2 separate regions of the Homo sapiens genome follow, and region 2 is linked to region 1. A link is an interaction called in ENCODE POLR2A ChIA-PET data of the cell type or tissue named here. Cell type or tissue: A673. All regions are shown on one strand. Region 1 overlaps GRIK2 (glutamate ionotropic receptor kainate type subunit 2). Region 2 overlaps GRIK2 (glutamate ionotropic receptor kainate type subunit 2).

Region 1 (8,000 bases):
TATTCAACCTCCAATTTTAATTTCTTGATAATTAAAACATATTTTTCCTACTCTTAAAAGTATATTAGCTATTAACATGAAACTGGTCTATAAAAGCTAGATTTAGTTTTCCCATATGACAACTCCTAGAAACATAGCTAAAGATAGTGAGACTGTGTAATTTGTTTGACTGAGATCACTAGTTTTTTCATAGAGTTCCTTAAGCCCTGAAGTATTATATAGATGTTTCAAGGGATTCCATGGGAAATGAGAGGAATGAGACGTGGTTGTAGGGTTGGGGAGATATCCAAATTTATACATATACATTTGAAAAATTTATTTTCTATTTTCTCAGACTATATAATCTGAAGAGGAAGGAAAGAATGGAAGGAAGGAGTGAGGGAGGAAGGGAGGGAAGGAAGGAAGGAAGGAAGGAAGGAAGGAAGGAAGGAAGGAAGGAAGGAAGGAAGGAAGGAAATGGAGAAAGGTAGGAAGGAAGAATCTGGGAACACTGACACTGGTTTCAAGGAAGTCTCTTGTATAATTTATTCAAAAGAGAAAAAAATAAATGTTTGGTAAATTGATATTTAAATTAAAATAATGTACATGTTTTACCTCACATTCTCTGCTTTTTTTCTTAAACTGAAGATATCCAAAAGGATAAAGCTTCCAAAAGATACAAATACAGGCTAAGAAAAATGGTCTCCAATATGAATTTCCAATTTGCTCTTTATGGCAATACTTGGGAAGCTTTTCCTCTTTCTCAATTTGATTCATTACCATTCCTCTAATAGTGAGGAAAGGTAAGTCAATTCTTTTTATCTCCGATTCCCACTTTCAAGCAATATCTCCCAACACACACACACTCTTACTCACTGGCCTTGCATTGCTTTGTCTGTGGTCTACCTTATCTCTCTCACATTAACGTGAACACAACTCTTATTCTAGCTCCATTATTTATTTTTTTAAGCTAAATCATCTCACCCCTCTAAGATTGACTGTCCCACTGAATTCTATCTTCCCTGTTTCCAGATCTTGCTTCAGTATCTGTCCTCATCTTCCAACTCTTTCGGATTCACTTTTTAAATTTAAATCATAATTTAAATCAATTGGCCTCCAAATTAATATTTTTCTGCTCATACAATTATTTGTTTCCCCAAATATATATATTAAATCCTATTCACTCCCTTGACTTAAAGTGAATTTCCACTGTCCTGACAGTAGACTCTCCAATACCACAGTGTCCTATATTAATTCACAATTTTTACTAATTTTTCTTTTATTACATTTCTTATCTCTGTTAATACCATCACCTGCCAGCATCCTTAAATGAACAATTGCAGTGGCCCTGCCACTAGCCCTTAAATCACTTAGGCTTAATATCCTTTGAATCAACTTCCATTCTTTATATTTCTTTGCCTCATAACCCAAAACTCCAGCAGTTGTCAAATTATGTCGGTAAACTTCTAGAATGTCTTTTTCATTTCTTGCCCTTCCCATTTTCTGTTTATTCCCATTGGCACTATACTAGTTCAGGCTGTCATATCCATAGCAGTAGTCTCCTAACTGGACTTTCCACTTTTTATTCAAATTTCTAATCTCTATATACCGCTTCCCAGTTGATTTTAATGTGGAATAATTCCCATAATATCACATCTCTATTTTAAAAATCTTTAATTGTGTCCATTGTCCATATATAAAATATCCAGACTTTAAACATGGAATTCAAGATTCTTCACACTTTCCTTCAAAAACATTTCAAGATTATGATCCACTTTTCTTAGCAAATGTGATCTCTGACCCCCCTTTCCAAAAAAAAAAAGCCCTGTATTTATTCTTATTCATTTCTTTGCTCATATTGTCATTTACCCTGTAATTCCCTACTCTTCACTCCATAGATATTCAAATCCTACACCCATCCTTCAATACTACCCAGTACTACCATTCAGTAACTTTCCTCATTCTCTCTTCATGGAGGATATCTATAATAGAGACTGATGACTATCGCTCAGTATTTGTTTTCCTCCTTGGGTTTTAGTAGTAACATTGATGCCCAGCTAAAACTGTACTTCTCATCTGCTCTTGTTATTCAACCCAATTTGAGCCACTGACATACGATTAGAAGCAATATGCACAACTTTCTGAAAATTCTCATTAAAGACATTTGCCCTGGAATCTTCCTCATTTTAGGAAATGGTGCTAAATAGAGAAGTATTAGAAGCCCCTTGCTGAGGAAAACAGAGCTGTCCCACCAGAGCTGGACTGTTCTCTCGATTGGGGATGAGAGAGAAATAAATGTCCACTAATTCAAGCTATTTTATTTTGGGCTGTCTTCATTAGAGACGCTTAACCACTACTTGTGTAACCCAAGTATATCTTTCTTTTCTCCATATTTATAAAATGAAGAGGGTCAAGTCATACTTATCACAGCCTGGTTTCTTCACTATAAATTAATGCACATCTTTTCCCTTTTCCATTATATTGTAATTGAATACATCCCAATACAGTTCTTTATTTATCTTTGCATCTCCTCAAATTTTTAGCACAAGGTTTTTAAAAAAGTGAGCATTTGAAACATATTTGAATTATTTGTATGTTCCTTTTACTTCTCTCTTTCTTTTTCAAATTCTGGCCAAACATCTAAAATGATTATTCTCCTATATCTTTACACCTAATTTCTCCTTAATCCTAAACTTCCATTGTTTTAAAATCTTGCTTTTAAATCCATTGTCTTGTTCCTCAAATCTACTTTTTAACCATTTTTGAACTTCTAATACCATTATTATTGAATGATGCCTTCCCTTTGAACTTCTGACATGCACCCTTGTTTCTCACTCTCTGCCCCACTAACAGATAATCTGTCATGGCTCTGTTTCAGCTCTCAAAACTTTCCTTCTTCCTTAATCACTTAACACACTCATGACTTTAACTTCTATACTGATGATTACAAAACTCTCTTAATTTACAGCCATAAATTCTCCCTCAATGGATTTCCATCCATCTCTGTAACTTCCTACCTAGGTAGCTCACCATTACCTCATGCTTAAAATGTTTAAAATTGAACCAAATAACTTCCCCCATATTATCTCTGTTTCCCAATTTCTCCTTTTCTAAATTGATGTGTCACTTCTCTGAGCTCTTGAGACTTAAAGTGTATCTTCTTTTACTATTTTTACTTAAATACAAACTATGCTTAAGACATGTCAACTTTTTAAAAATGTATCTTTGATTCATCTTACCGACTTCATTGCACTTTTGTTTCCATTCTTAATCACGGACTTTCTAAAACTGTCTCTACTTGATTCTCCTTTTCTCCATTTTTGTCTTGTAAAACTATCCTCATATTAAGTTATGCATCATGAAACTCCCCTTGTGTAGAATCAATATCTATTAACTACTGAATTATTAGGTTTAACTTTCTCTGTCTCTGAATTTCAAGGCTCAATATAATATGACTCAATATTTTTAACTTTATTCAAACTATTATGTAGACTGGCCCATTGTCTCATTATGCCTTTGTTTATGCTGTTTCTATTAAGTGAAAAGTCCTCTTCCTCTTCAGTTAATTCACCCAACTGGCTTCTATGCTACTCCTTTCTGAAATTCCATAGTGTTTGCTTTTGCCCAAAAGTTGATCTGTTTCAAATATCTATTTATCACCTACTGTCTTTTGCTGTACTAATGTGATTTCATGTATCAATTTTGTATTTCCAGAGTTTCATGAGGCCTTTGAGAGATGGACTTTTAAAAATCATTCTCCTCCTCCTCATTATTATTAGCACTTGCATTACTTCAGTGCCTAAAAGAGGCATAATAGAATGACTACAAGTTTTGAGACTGGAAGGTTTGAATTCCAGCCAAATACATACTTTGTATGTGGTGACAGATCACTAAATCTCTCTGAGCTGAATATTTATTTCTAAAGAGGAGGCGGGAAAACTCAGCATGAGAGATAATATGTGCAAAGCCGTTTTCAAACTACATATTGCTACATAAATGTTAGCTGAAAGTATATAATCCTTGTTTAAAGATTTCTTACTCTAGACCTTTAGAGCAAAGAAATAATTTAGAAAATATATAAAATAATCTACTACTCATTGAGGGAATACATTACCATTTTTTGAAAAAAAAGCTAATTCAACATTAATTTGAACACTTTGTCATATCACAGGCAAACTACATTACAACTAATGAAGAGTACAAAAATGATTTTTATAACATATATAATTTTAAGCCAATTAGTGATATATTTTACACATTTGAACACTTTTTTTCCTTAAGCTGAAATGGCCTTTCTAGAATGTGTCCTATTTATATGTCAGAATTTAAATTCAATATGTGTTTATTTTTTCATCATCATCATTATTACATAACAATCCTCAACTTTCACGTGTTATGAAAAATTCAAAGCAAATCTTGTTTAAAAATTTAACAGCAGTTAACGGTAATATTCTGGTTTTTTTGTTCTACTTAATTGCTTTGTTGACATATTAATTCCCCACCTCATTTTATAGATGGGAGTAAATGGATTGGAATAGGGAAAATAAATAGCTTTTCACATTAATTTGTCTTAAACAAAATAGACACAATCATTTTCAAAATCAAGTATAAACAAACATTCTAGTACGAGGAATACAAAGTTTTTTTTTTCATTACATACTATTTTCATATTTACTGTGACTTTGTTTTTCTTTTCATGGGCATATAGTTAAACTAATAATGTGAAGACGTGATCTCTTACTACTTTTTACTTTAATTTCCAAAGTAATTTAAAAATTCAAAATTTGATATTCAAATTTTCAATTGTTACTTCTGTATTTGTGGGGAAAAAAGAATATTTTGAAGGATGATTACTATTTGCTAAGGAGTGGTACACTTTGTTGAATAAAAATATAAAATTCTCAAAAGAAAATACAGTAGTCCTTCTTAATAAGAGAAGTTACATCATCCAAACTTAAAAAAAAAAAGGCAAGTGACAAGGTAATGCTAACTTGGTTATTTAGGAGAGAAATGGAAAACAGGTAATTGCTACACTAAAAACCCATATACGTTAAAAACTTTCACAGAATGACTATAAGCCATGTTTTCAGGCTCAACTCTGGATTTTTTTAAAATCATCCTACACTTCAGCTATGCTCAACTTTTCAGCATTATTTAAATGAGCCATGTGCTTTTTCAACATAGGTGATCAGGCCAGTTTGGTGCCAACACAAGTGAGCATGGATCCACTGGTGTGTTTGGCATTTTCTTGAGAAGCAGAACGTGGAAATGGACTTCATAGTTGTGTCTCCAGTACAAAAGAAAATAGCCAGAAATGAGAGAGTATTTTTAGAAATTGGATCTAGATGGACTGAGAGTTGCTAGGGTAACTCTACTTCTAGGGTATGAAATTACTATTAGTTTAACCCATAAATGGCCTGAGAAGGGCCAGTTATAACAACTATCATACTTGGCAGAAAATTAGATTAAATGTCAGGAAGAAAGGAAATGAGGTCTCTACAGGCTTATCAGATAATAGACAACCTTACCACCTATCTGTTAAGTACAATCTGCTGAAATTATGCCATTTTCATGACATCTGTAGTGGGATCAGGCATAAAATGGGAACATCTCAAGCCTTTGTAAAGCAGACTTGCCTGCGACTAAAATTGTTTAAAACAAGCCATGAAAGAATAAGGTGAGGCATTACAGAGATGGCAAATTTAAATAATAAACTATTGAAAATGTTACATATAATGAATAATAACATCACCTGATGTTTGTGTCACACTTGCCAATTATGAAACAAACTTAGCTATATTGTCTCATTCTGAACTGTAACAAATGACTTAAGAAAACTATTACATTAGTATAAAAATTCAGTTTTGTATAAATCAGGTATCTCTGAAGTGCACAGAAGGTTTGAGTCAGGTCTGTAATGGAGATCGCCTGTGAAAATGTTCCTACTCTCTTATTGCAATCCATTCCAGTCAGCATTTCAATCTTTATCATTTCCCATAAAACAAGAAAAGGGAATTCCTATGATCTAATTTATTCCTAATTATAGAGGAATACTATTTCTAGTTTTTCCTACTTTCCAATCAATGAGTAATTCCTTAATTTTCACTCGAATAGAAGACTTCCTGCTTCATCACTTTTTAACATATTTATATCCTTCACTATGTAGAACCAAATCATGCACACTGAGAGCATTCAATAATTAAGATTTGGTCATAAAGTCTGTGATATTATCAGAATACAAAAAACGTCACAAATGCTCAAGAAAAGATCATGCTTTAGTTAATAAGTGTATTAACTAATTTCTATTAAAAATATTATGGAATAAATGTTATTTTTTATTTACTGCCATATCAAGCCTAATAATATAAATATTTCAAATGTTAAAATTAAATAATATATGCATAGATATGAAATCCTTAAGGAACATTCAAATTTACCTGAAGCCTAAACTTTACAGTATTATGTTTGTACTATATTTTAACATTGCCACCTGAATTTGAATTATTTTTCACATGGAATAGAATATTGCTATTTTTTACACTGTTAGAAAAAGTTATCTCTTTAAATCCATGAAGAAATACTAAAAGCAAGAGCCCCAGCAATTTTTCTGAAAGATCACAGTATCTCTCAAATGAAATAAATCAAATTAAAGGAATTTAACTAAACATATTTGAAGAGAGGGGGAAAAAATACCTTCCGGGATAGATTGCTTATTTTTCAAAACCATTAATTTTTAATTGACATTGATTTCAGAAAATAAAATATTAAGAAGTAAGCTTAAAACATTGTATGTGTCTACGATAAACAATTATCAAACATAATGTCATGTAACTTTGGGGAAGGCACCATATCAAACTCACTGCCATTACATTCTTTTATAATATCCATATGAAACTCAAGGATTCACTACAAGAATCTTCTGTAAAAATATCCTTGCCACCCTGAAGTTTCGTCTGTGCAGTTATCTTTTATAATGTTATTACAAGTCTAAGAAATAATTTCCTAAAATACTGTTTTATTCCATAGTAAATAAAATAAAGGTTTCTTTTCAGTGGCATGCTCTGCAAACATACCAAATTATCCTGTGAAACTGTGTGATCTTCTTATATTCAGCAAGTACCACTTCACTTTTAGGTTTTATTATTTGTTTGCTTGTTTTTTTAATTTTTTACTTTCTTAATGAATAATAAACAATCTTCTTAGCCTGAAAATTTTTAGTCATCATTCCAAATACGTAGTTTATGTAACCTGCATGGCAATTTCTTTCAATAAGAATGGTTGTTATTCTGTTATCAGTTGCTATTATACATCTTCTGTTGTTAGTTATAAATAACATATATCCCAAAATATTTTTATTGTTCAATAAATTATCCATATTACTTAAAAAGTAATTGTGTGTGCATTAGTTTTGAGTCACACAGCCCGTATCATTTTTTCTTTAATTGTACATATTTAAGTACTTTTAGAGTTAGTTTCTAAGGAAAAGATTTTCCTAGCTATAATTAATTTCAGTTACCTTCCAAATCATTAATGAGCAGGATGTTAGTTAAGGCTATAATGCGTTTTCTATACTTAGATGTAAAAGGCTTCATAATGTAAAATGATATGGTGATGTTTTGAAGTTGGATGAAGTTAAACTATGGTTAAGAAAGGAATGAAAGTAATAAAACATTTAGAAAACACTTTTATGTAAGCTAAGAAATAATATATCAGTTTACAATTTAGGAAGATGGTTTTAAATAAAATAAACACAACTGAATGTAAATATATTTGGTTCAATTGAATATAACTGAAAGCTCAAGAAACCTGATATCATACACTCATAATCCCATTTGATAAGAGTAAATAAAAGTGAATGCAGCATATTAGCTAGTTAGCACTATGCCAAAAGGTTTCCAATTAGAAAGAGTAACACTTGGGTGTGGTGGGGGGGCAACACATTGTCAGGATCAGTAATACGACTCACACTCCAAACCAAAGTAACTCCCACATTGCAAGGACTATAATGTCGACAGATTCTT
Region 2 (8,000 bases), 130 kb before region 1:
GATGAGAGGAGGGCAGAGATTTTTCAAAATGCTTCAAAGTGTGCCAATGTTTTTTCAGAAGAGAAAAACAACTGGAAAAAACACATAGACGTTTAACAAGATCATTAAAATGGATAGCCTTGCTAGATATTGAGGAATTAAATGAATTTTGTTTTAAGAAAGAATATGTCTCCTAAAAGGTGGACTCAGCTTACAGCATTGTAAAACAGTAAGAAAGAATCCACAAAGGAAAACGGATAGAGTGCAAAGATGTTTCATTCATATCTACAATTTATTCTACACTGAAACCAGAGCACTGATAAAACAGCTATCTCTATTTTTAGACCAGAAAAGTTGTGAAAAATTGGTGTTTCCAAAGATTAAATGCAGTAATTTAAGGGAATAATTACTAATAAGCTGTATTCAATGGTATCTTTTACTTAGCAGATAATGGGCAGTCACTAGTATCTGTTATGTGATGTGCATAACAGAAGTCACAGGTTGTATGGACTTAGATAATTTAAAAATCATTATGGTGATTTACTTTATAAATCAAGGGGCATACAGCCACGTATTGTAAACATTTGGGGCGTTGTTCCTTTATCAATTTATTTTATAGGAGACAAGGTTTTATTTTGTTTTTTTCCAGTGGAGGCAACAATATAAATAAAACGTATTGTTTATGCTAATGGAGGTACATACTCATCTGCATTAGATATTACATGATAAGTAATATCTGCTAATTCATTGACCAGAAACATATAAAAATATTGAAGCACATGCATTTTTCTATATCTGTTCCAAGGGATTGGTTTTATTCCTTTCCCCCACCCAGAAATAGCCTGCTTCTAAAGTGTGATCTTTTTCCTAAGACACTATACTGCACATTCCATTTTTTGTGTACAAATTCACCCATAGTGTTTTCCTGCTTCCAGAAAAATATTAAACATTTCAGCTTGTATTCAACATTGCCTGTAATTTTGTTTTGATTTAAATGTGTCCACATCTATACATCTCTTTTAGTGAGAGTAGGCAATGTAAAAGTAGAAAGACGAGAACCATAGAATGTAAGTAACCTGTTTAAAAAGTTGGACAAATGAAGATCTACCAAACTCAACTGAAAAGTTGTTTAACATCATCTTTTCTCTACTTAAAAGCTGTAGAAGTTTATGGCTTCTCTACATTTTTTACAGCCTTCCTAAATAGGGGCATTGCCCATTCCTATAATTAGAACTCAAATATTTTATTTTCATTATGCAAGAATTCTTAAGTATATTAGGGGAATTTCTGCTTCTCAGTTTCTCCCCTGTGCTCTTCTTAAAATACTAATCTAACATGAAGGTGCAGTGTAAATTCTGCCCCTTAACCACTTCAGATTTCAATATATTAGCCCAACTTATACTACTTTCTGTCTTGATCACTCACTGGGCATTCAGCCTAGGTTCCCTGGTATTATTATTTACCTGTTGAGATATGTTCTATTTTCCTAAATACATTACAAGCTTTTTTGTATGGAGGCTATCTATTATCTGTCTGTCTGTCCAATCAGTCCATCCATCCATTTATCCATCCATCCATCCATCTAACAGATATAGAAAGATGCATGTGCTTCATTATTTTTATATGTTTCTGGTCAACAAATTAACAAAAATATCACTTATGTAATATCTAATGCAGATGAATATCTACATCCATTAGCATAAACACTAAAGAACACTAATGAAACATCCATCCATCTGAATTCTCAATCATTTTTCAAATCATAGGCTCTCAGCAAATGTTTGCATATTCTGAGGAGCATAATAACTGACTAAAAGCATTTTAACATAACGTAAGAGCAATAACATGGTGCTTGAGTCTCTGTGATATGTAATAAAACACCATAAACTAAGGTCATTTTGCTTGACTATTCAGTATTTATTAATTTGCTATATCTAGCATGGTGCCAGTTGAAAGATCAATTTTATTCTGATAATGATATATTTTCCCTGCAAAATAAATGCTTACTTAATGGGGAAGAGTATCTCCATTTTAAACAGAATGATAGTTTATCAAATTTCTTTGAATTAGAAACAGTATATGCAACAAATCTTGTGTTGATAGTGTTTGTGAAAATGGCCACACCTGGTTATCAAAAAGTTGTAATTTCTTTTCTTTGTGTGTGTATGTATGTGTGTGTGTGTGTGTGTGTGTTGTTGTTGTTGTTGTTTGTCTTTGTAGACAGAGTCTCGCTCTTTCACCCAGGCTGGAGTGCAGTGGTGGGATCTTGGCTCACTGCAACCTCTGCCTCCCAGGCTCAAGTGATTCTCCTGCCTCAGCATCCTGAGTAGCTGGGATGACAGGTGCCCGCCACCTCATCTGTATTTTTAGTACAGAGGGGGTTTCACCATGTTGCCCAGCTGGCCTTGACCTCCTGAGCTCAAGCAATCCACCTGCCCTGTAAAGTGCTGGGATTACAGGCATGAGCCAAGGTGCCCAGACTGTAATTTCTTTTATATAAATATAATTATAAGCAAGATTTGTGAAGGGTGATTACTTGGAAAGTAGACTTTCAAATATAGAAAATTCTTAATCCACTTAAGTATTTATTTTGTGAGAGCTCATTTCTCATTTTGAGAACTATTGAAAGAATATAATATTATTGCCAACTCACTATATGCACCAACTGCACTGGGATGTCTATTCCAGTATCTTCAAACACTATATTCTCCATTACATTCTCAAGAACAAAATAAGACACAAATAAACAAAAGCAACCTACTTTTCAGCAAGTGAGACACCGCTTGACTTTTCGCCAGCTGAACTTCCTATTTCCAGCATTGAATGTGAATATACAAATTTCCCATTGCTAGCAAACCTCAGCACACTTGCTTTTATGAACATAGGAATGTTTAAATGATATTTGATTTGAATCAAATGTACAAAGTTAATGGGCTTATTAAGGTTTTAAACAAGATGAAATAATATAAGGAATATAATCAATGCCAATAAATCAATGACATGTTTTACTTGTCCTTCCATCATTGATCTAGTTTAAGTATTTTTTAAAAGGACAAGTAATTAAAAATGAATTATTACTTATTTGATACATAATTTGATGCTCCTTTGGAAGTATTTCTACAAATATGCCAGCTGAAGTCAAATGTGGACTGAAATTTCAGCTAGATGAAAAATCTCAAGGACACATTGAGACCAAAGAACGAAAGAATCTTCCATTCTCCCTGTGACATGAACAGCCATGCACTTAACTCTAATGAAGTGAACACTCATTAATTATGTAGATAGAGACAGTTCCTCCCAAGTTCAAACTCCCACATGAATCTGTATGTTGGCAAACAAAGAACTGATGTTGCTGAATGTCAACTGAGAGAAGCTCAGGAGTCACACTGTAAGGTCACCTTCAAGAAATATGTATATGTTTTCAAGGGGCCTCTAACTTTAATTAGAAAACACTAAGGAAATTATAAATGTGTCTATTAGAACATGCATCATTGTAACTTAGAGTCAATTTTCAAACTGTTAGGAGGACAGACAACCATAAATGAGTGGAGGAAGGTAGACAAAAATATCTGGAAAACTGCAACACTCAAAATAGACGGCCTTCAGTTGCAGTTTTACTAAAACCTTGTGAGACTATATGGTCACAGGGTGACCATATATTTTCACTTTTTTGTCAGATCATATGAAATATTTTGTCTAAAATTCACACATTTAAAACATTGACAAATAAATTATTTTAAAAAATTCAGGATAAACCCAACACTTTTAAAGCCAAATTAGGCCTTGAATCTTCATTTCAATCTCTAATCTTTGGTACTTTCTATATCGCTGCTCTCAGTGGGACTTTCTTTGATAATTTAAACAAATTCTCCATATTCACAGTAAGGAACTCATGTTTGTAAATTATCTTTTTACAAGTTGCCAAAAGATCCCTTTTACCAAGTAAAAAAAAGTCCTAGCTTGCAGAGAGTGGAAGGAAGGAAGGAAGGAAGGAAGGAAGGAAGGAAGGAAGGAAGGAAGGAAGGAAGGAAGGGAGGGAGGGAAGCAGGCAGTCATAGTACATACAGTTATTACATAGTGAAACCTCTTCATATGTCAGATGTATAAGACCTGATGCTCCAAATGAGCCCTCAAAGGAGGTATAGAGGCAGTTTCAAGTGACATACAATGACAGCGTATGGATGGGCACATAAAAACTACAAATGTATCTATCCAGAACTTCCTCAACAATAGAGTTATTGTCTCTAAATGTCCCTTTTATGTTAAACTTTAATCAAATATTTTTATGTAATATTGTGATTTCATGAGAATCTCTCCCAAGACATAGATTAAAACTCCTTAAGAGATTAAACTGTGATTATTATAAACAGTAAACACAAATCTCACCAAATATTTCAGAGCTAACTTGCTGGGTTTATTAAATTGAGTTATTCTTATCTTTCTTCTTTATTTCTTTCCTTGCTTCCTTCCTTCCTTCTGTCCTCCCTCCCTCCCTTTCTCCCTCTACCCTCCTTTTCTCCTTTTTTCCCTCCCTACTTTTTCATTCCTCTGTGTTCCCTTTCCTTTTTCTTTTTCTTTTTTTGCCTTTCCTGTACTCTCTTTTTATTTCTTATTCCGTTTTTTTTTTTTTTTTTTTAGACCGAGTTTTGCTCTTGTCGCCCAGGCGCTGGAGTGCAGTGGTGCCATCTTGGCTCACTGCAACCTCCGCCTCCCAGTTTCAAGTGATTCTCCTACCTCAGCCTCCCGAGCAGCTGGGATTACAGGCACCCTACGCCCAGCTAATTTTTGTATTTTTAGTGGAGACGGGGTTTCATCACGTTGGCCAGGATGGTCTCAATCTCTTGACCTCGTGATCCACCCGCCTTGGCCTCCCAAAGTGCTGGGATTACAGGCCTGAGCCACCGTGCTGGGGCCCTGTATTCTTTTGTTCCCTTCCCCTTCCTTCCCTAACTTCCACTTCCCTCCTGTGCTCTTCTCTCCCTTCCCCCTCTATCATTCTTTCCCTTCCCCCTTTTTTCCTTCTTCCTTTCTTTCCTCTCTATCATTCTAGGAACCTTACTTGTAGAATGAAATGTGCACGTAGTTCTAAATACTTAATTTTAAAGTTTAAGTCTATTATATACAATATATTGATTTATTTCTTCTATAGCCCTTTTACTACCCTGTACAAACTCTCAATTTTACATGCCAACATTTTTCTCTTTATCTTATTTCATTACGTCTAGATAATATAGGACTAATAAAGTAAATGCAGTCAGCATTTCTTTTAATTCTGAGGGAGGCTTATTCATTGATAAATAACTTTTCTTTAAAGGTTGCACAGCAAATTGTCCAATAATGAATATACTGAAATCACATTATCCTATATTTAAAAATATATACTGAAATCAATGTATCTTATATTTAACATGCTGAAATTGCATTATCTTACATTCTGGAAACCTCTCATTCAGCCTTTCAAATGTTTCTTTACTTTCAAATCAAGCTTCTGTATGCTTTAATCAATTACAAGGGTCAGAAACAAAATCATTCTTGCTTTTTATAATATATCTCCTTCTAAAACTCTTTACAACAGTATTTCCCAAACTGGCTATTCCCACATGCACTTCTGTTTTTGGTAAATGTACATCTGTTTGATTTGTAAAGGATTACTTGTACAAATAATCTTGATTAATACTACATATCAAATATATCTCATGCAAATTCACATTATACATTAGCAAAGTAAAGGCTTCCATCTATCTATTAAAGGAAAGAACAGAAAAAATTAAATAAAACTTGTTTCTAATGTTTAAATTTATTGTCGGGGAAGAATTTTTCCCTCTCGCTTATTAATGTCCCCATAAATTCTTTTCTTTTAAATTCAATTTGTATGGCTTTAGAAACAATAATTACTATTAATACTTATTGTAAAGTAAGATAACCTTAGATAACAATTACTATTGTTATTACATGTGTTCTCTCTGTGGAAAATATGTTGCCCCTTCATTAGATTTTTCTGTCTGACCCTATGTACTCTCCTTTCTGCCTTTGAACTTACATATTGTGAACTCACAGCTTACCAATTTGTATTTTTTGTAGGTTCCCTTTTTCATCTATTGCTCCATATGCTTCATAAGAATTCACAGCACACTGCTTGTATTAAAACACAGTTCCACAACTGGCTTTGAAGTCTATTTGCAAGATAATTTTGTGGGACAAGAGTTATAAGAACACTTTAAATATAGCTGTATACTAAAATTGATGAAACCAATTTTTGAAAAAAATAATAAAAATATGCTTTTTGTTCTTCCTTAATAGAACCCAAATCCTTCATACATTTTGTTAAAAGTCTAAAGGGCTTACTGGGTATTGCTTTTTTTTCATATGACATATCCTCTCTGGCCACCTCCGAAAGGACATTTGTTTCTTTTATTTTATATTCATTAGTTATTCAGATATTGTAATTATATTATATTACATGCTGTATATGACCTAGCATTAGGTAGTGGTTTGGTACTAGTTGCTCGCTTTGGTTCTGGGAAAATATTTTTATGAAGTAGACTACTAATAATATTACATTTCTTCTAGCTTGTCATTACTCCAATACATTATGTCTTTTTTGTTACAGCTATTCTAACTAGTGTGAGGTGATATGTCACTGTGGTTTTAATTTGCATTTCCCCAATGATTAACAATGGTGAATTATTTTTCATATATCTGTTAGTCATTTGTATGTTTTCTTTTGAGAAATGTCTATTCAGGTCCCTTACTCATTTAAATAATTTTTTCTTGCTATTCAGTTGTCTGAGTTCTTAATATAGTTTTGATTTAACACCTTATTGAGTGTGTGGCTTGCAAATATTTTCTCACAATCTCTAGGTTGTCCCTTCGCACTATTATTTTTTTTCCTTCCTTTGCAGAAACTTTTAGTTTGATGTAATCCCATTTGTCTATTTTTGCTTTTGTTGCCTGCACTTTTGGGTTCAAATCTAAAAAAATATTGCCCAACTCAATGTTGTATAGTTTTTGCCCTATGTTTTCTTCTAGTACTTCTACAATTTCTGACCTTACTTTTAATTCTTTAATGCATTTTGAGTTGATTTTTGTATGTGTTGTGAGAAAAAGACCAAATTACGTCTTCTGCTTGTGGATATCCAGTTTTCTCAACGCCGTTGATTGAAGAACTGTTTTTTTCCATTGGGTGTTCTTGATAGTTTTGACAATTGACCATACAGTGTGGGTTCATTTCTGCACCCTCCATACAGTTCCATTGGTCAATATGTCTATTTTTTTCTTGGGAGGGGGGCAGTACCATGCTATTTTGATTACTATTGATTTGCAGTGTAATTTGAAATCAGATATTGTGATGCCTCTAGCTTTATTTTATTTTGCTCATTATTGCCTTGAGTATTAGGCCTTTTTGTAATTTCACATAATCTATAGGATTGCTTTTCTATTTTTTATGAGAAATTACAATGAAAGTTTAAGAGAGTTTACATTAAAACTGTAGATAGCTTTGGGTAGGAAGAAATATTTTTTTTTTCTTTTTTCTTTGAGATGGAGTCTTGCTCTGCCACCCAGGCTGGGGTGCATTGGTGTGATCTTGGCTCACTGCAACCTCTGCCTCCTGGGTTAAAGCAATTCTCCTGCCTCACCCTCCTGAGTAGCTGGGATTACAGGCTCACACCACCATGCCCAGCTAATTTTTTGTATTTTTAGTAGAGATGGGGTTTCACCATGTTGGCCAGGCTGGTCTCGAACTCCTGACCTTGTGATCCATCCAGCTCGGCCTCCCAAAGTACTGAGATTACAGGCATAAGCCACCGAACCTGGCCAGGAAGAAAATTTTTAACAATATTAATTCTTCCAATCTATGAACATAGATATCTTTCTACTTATTGTGTCTTCAATCTCTTTCAGTAATGCTTTAGAGTTTTCAGTTTAATGCCTTCTTTTTCTTTCTGATTTTGAGTCGCCTCTCTTTTTGCCCTTAGCCTAGTAAAAGGTTTGTCTATTTTGTTTATTTTTTTAAAGAAGTG

What was found. ChIA-PET counts read pairs that join two places held together with the same protein. Peaks named below come from ENCODE experiments on the same cell type or tissue, not always from the same donor. Only the 100,000 strongest peaks of a DNase experiment are listed, where the experiment ranks them.
Region 2: POLR2A ChIA-PET joins it to region 1 with 12 read pairs; 2 of 35 experiments call an interaction of 5 or more read pairs at or near these places.

What each region holds. Positions count from the first base shown.
Region 1 is chr6:101,914,533-101,922,532 of GRCh38, reverse strand. All of the region lies in intron 12 of GRIK2 (glutamate ionotropic receptor kainate type subunit 2), which reads right to left. Among named protein-coding and RNA genes, the nearest start is that of GRIK2, 520 kb to the right of the region's middle. In A673, no CTCF peak of the experiment used is centred here; DNase peaks (open chromatin) are centred at 312, 3,842, 5,207, 5,347 and 2 weaker places; H3K4me3 peaks cover 985 bases; H3K27ac peaks cover 8,000 bases.
Region 2 is chr6:102,047,264-102,055,263 of GRCh38, reverse strand. The region is part of intron 15 of GRIK2 (glutamate ionotropic receptor kainate type subunit 2); the gene reads right to left. Among named protein-coding and RNA genes, the nearest start is that of GRIK2, 660 kb to the right of the region's middle. In A673, no CTCF peak of the experiment used is centred here; DNase peaks (open chromatin) are centred at 3,323 and 4,013; H3K4me3 peaks cover 504 bases; H3K27ac peaks cover 6,262 bases.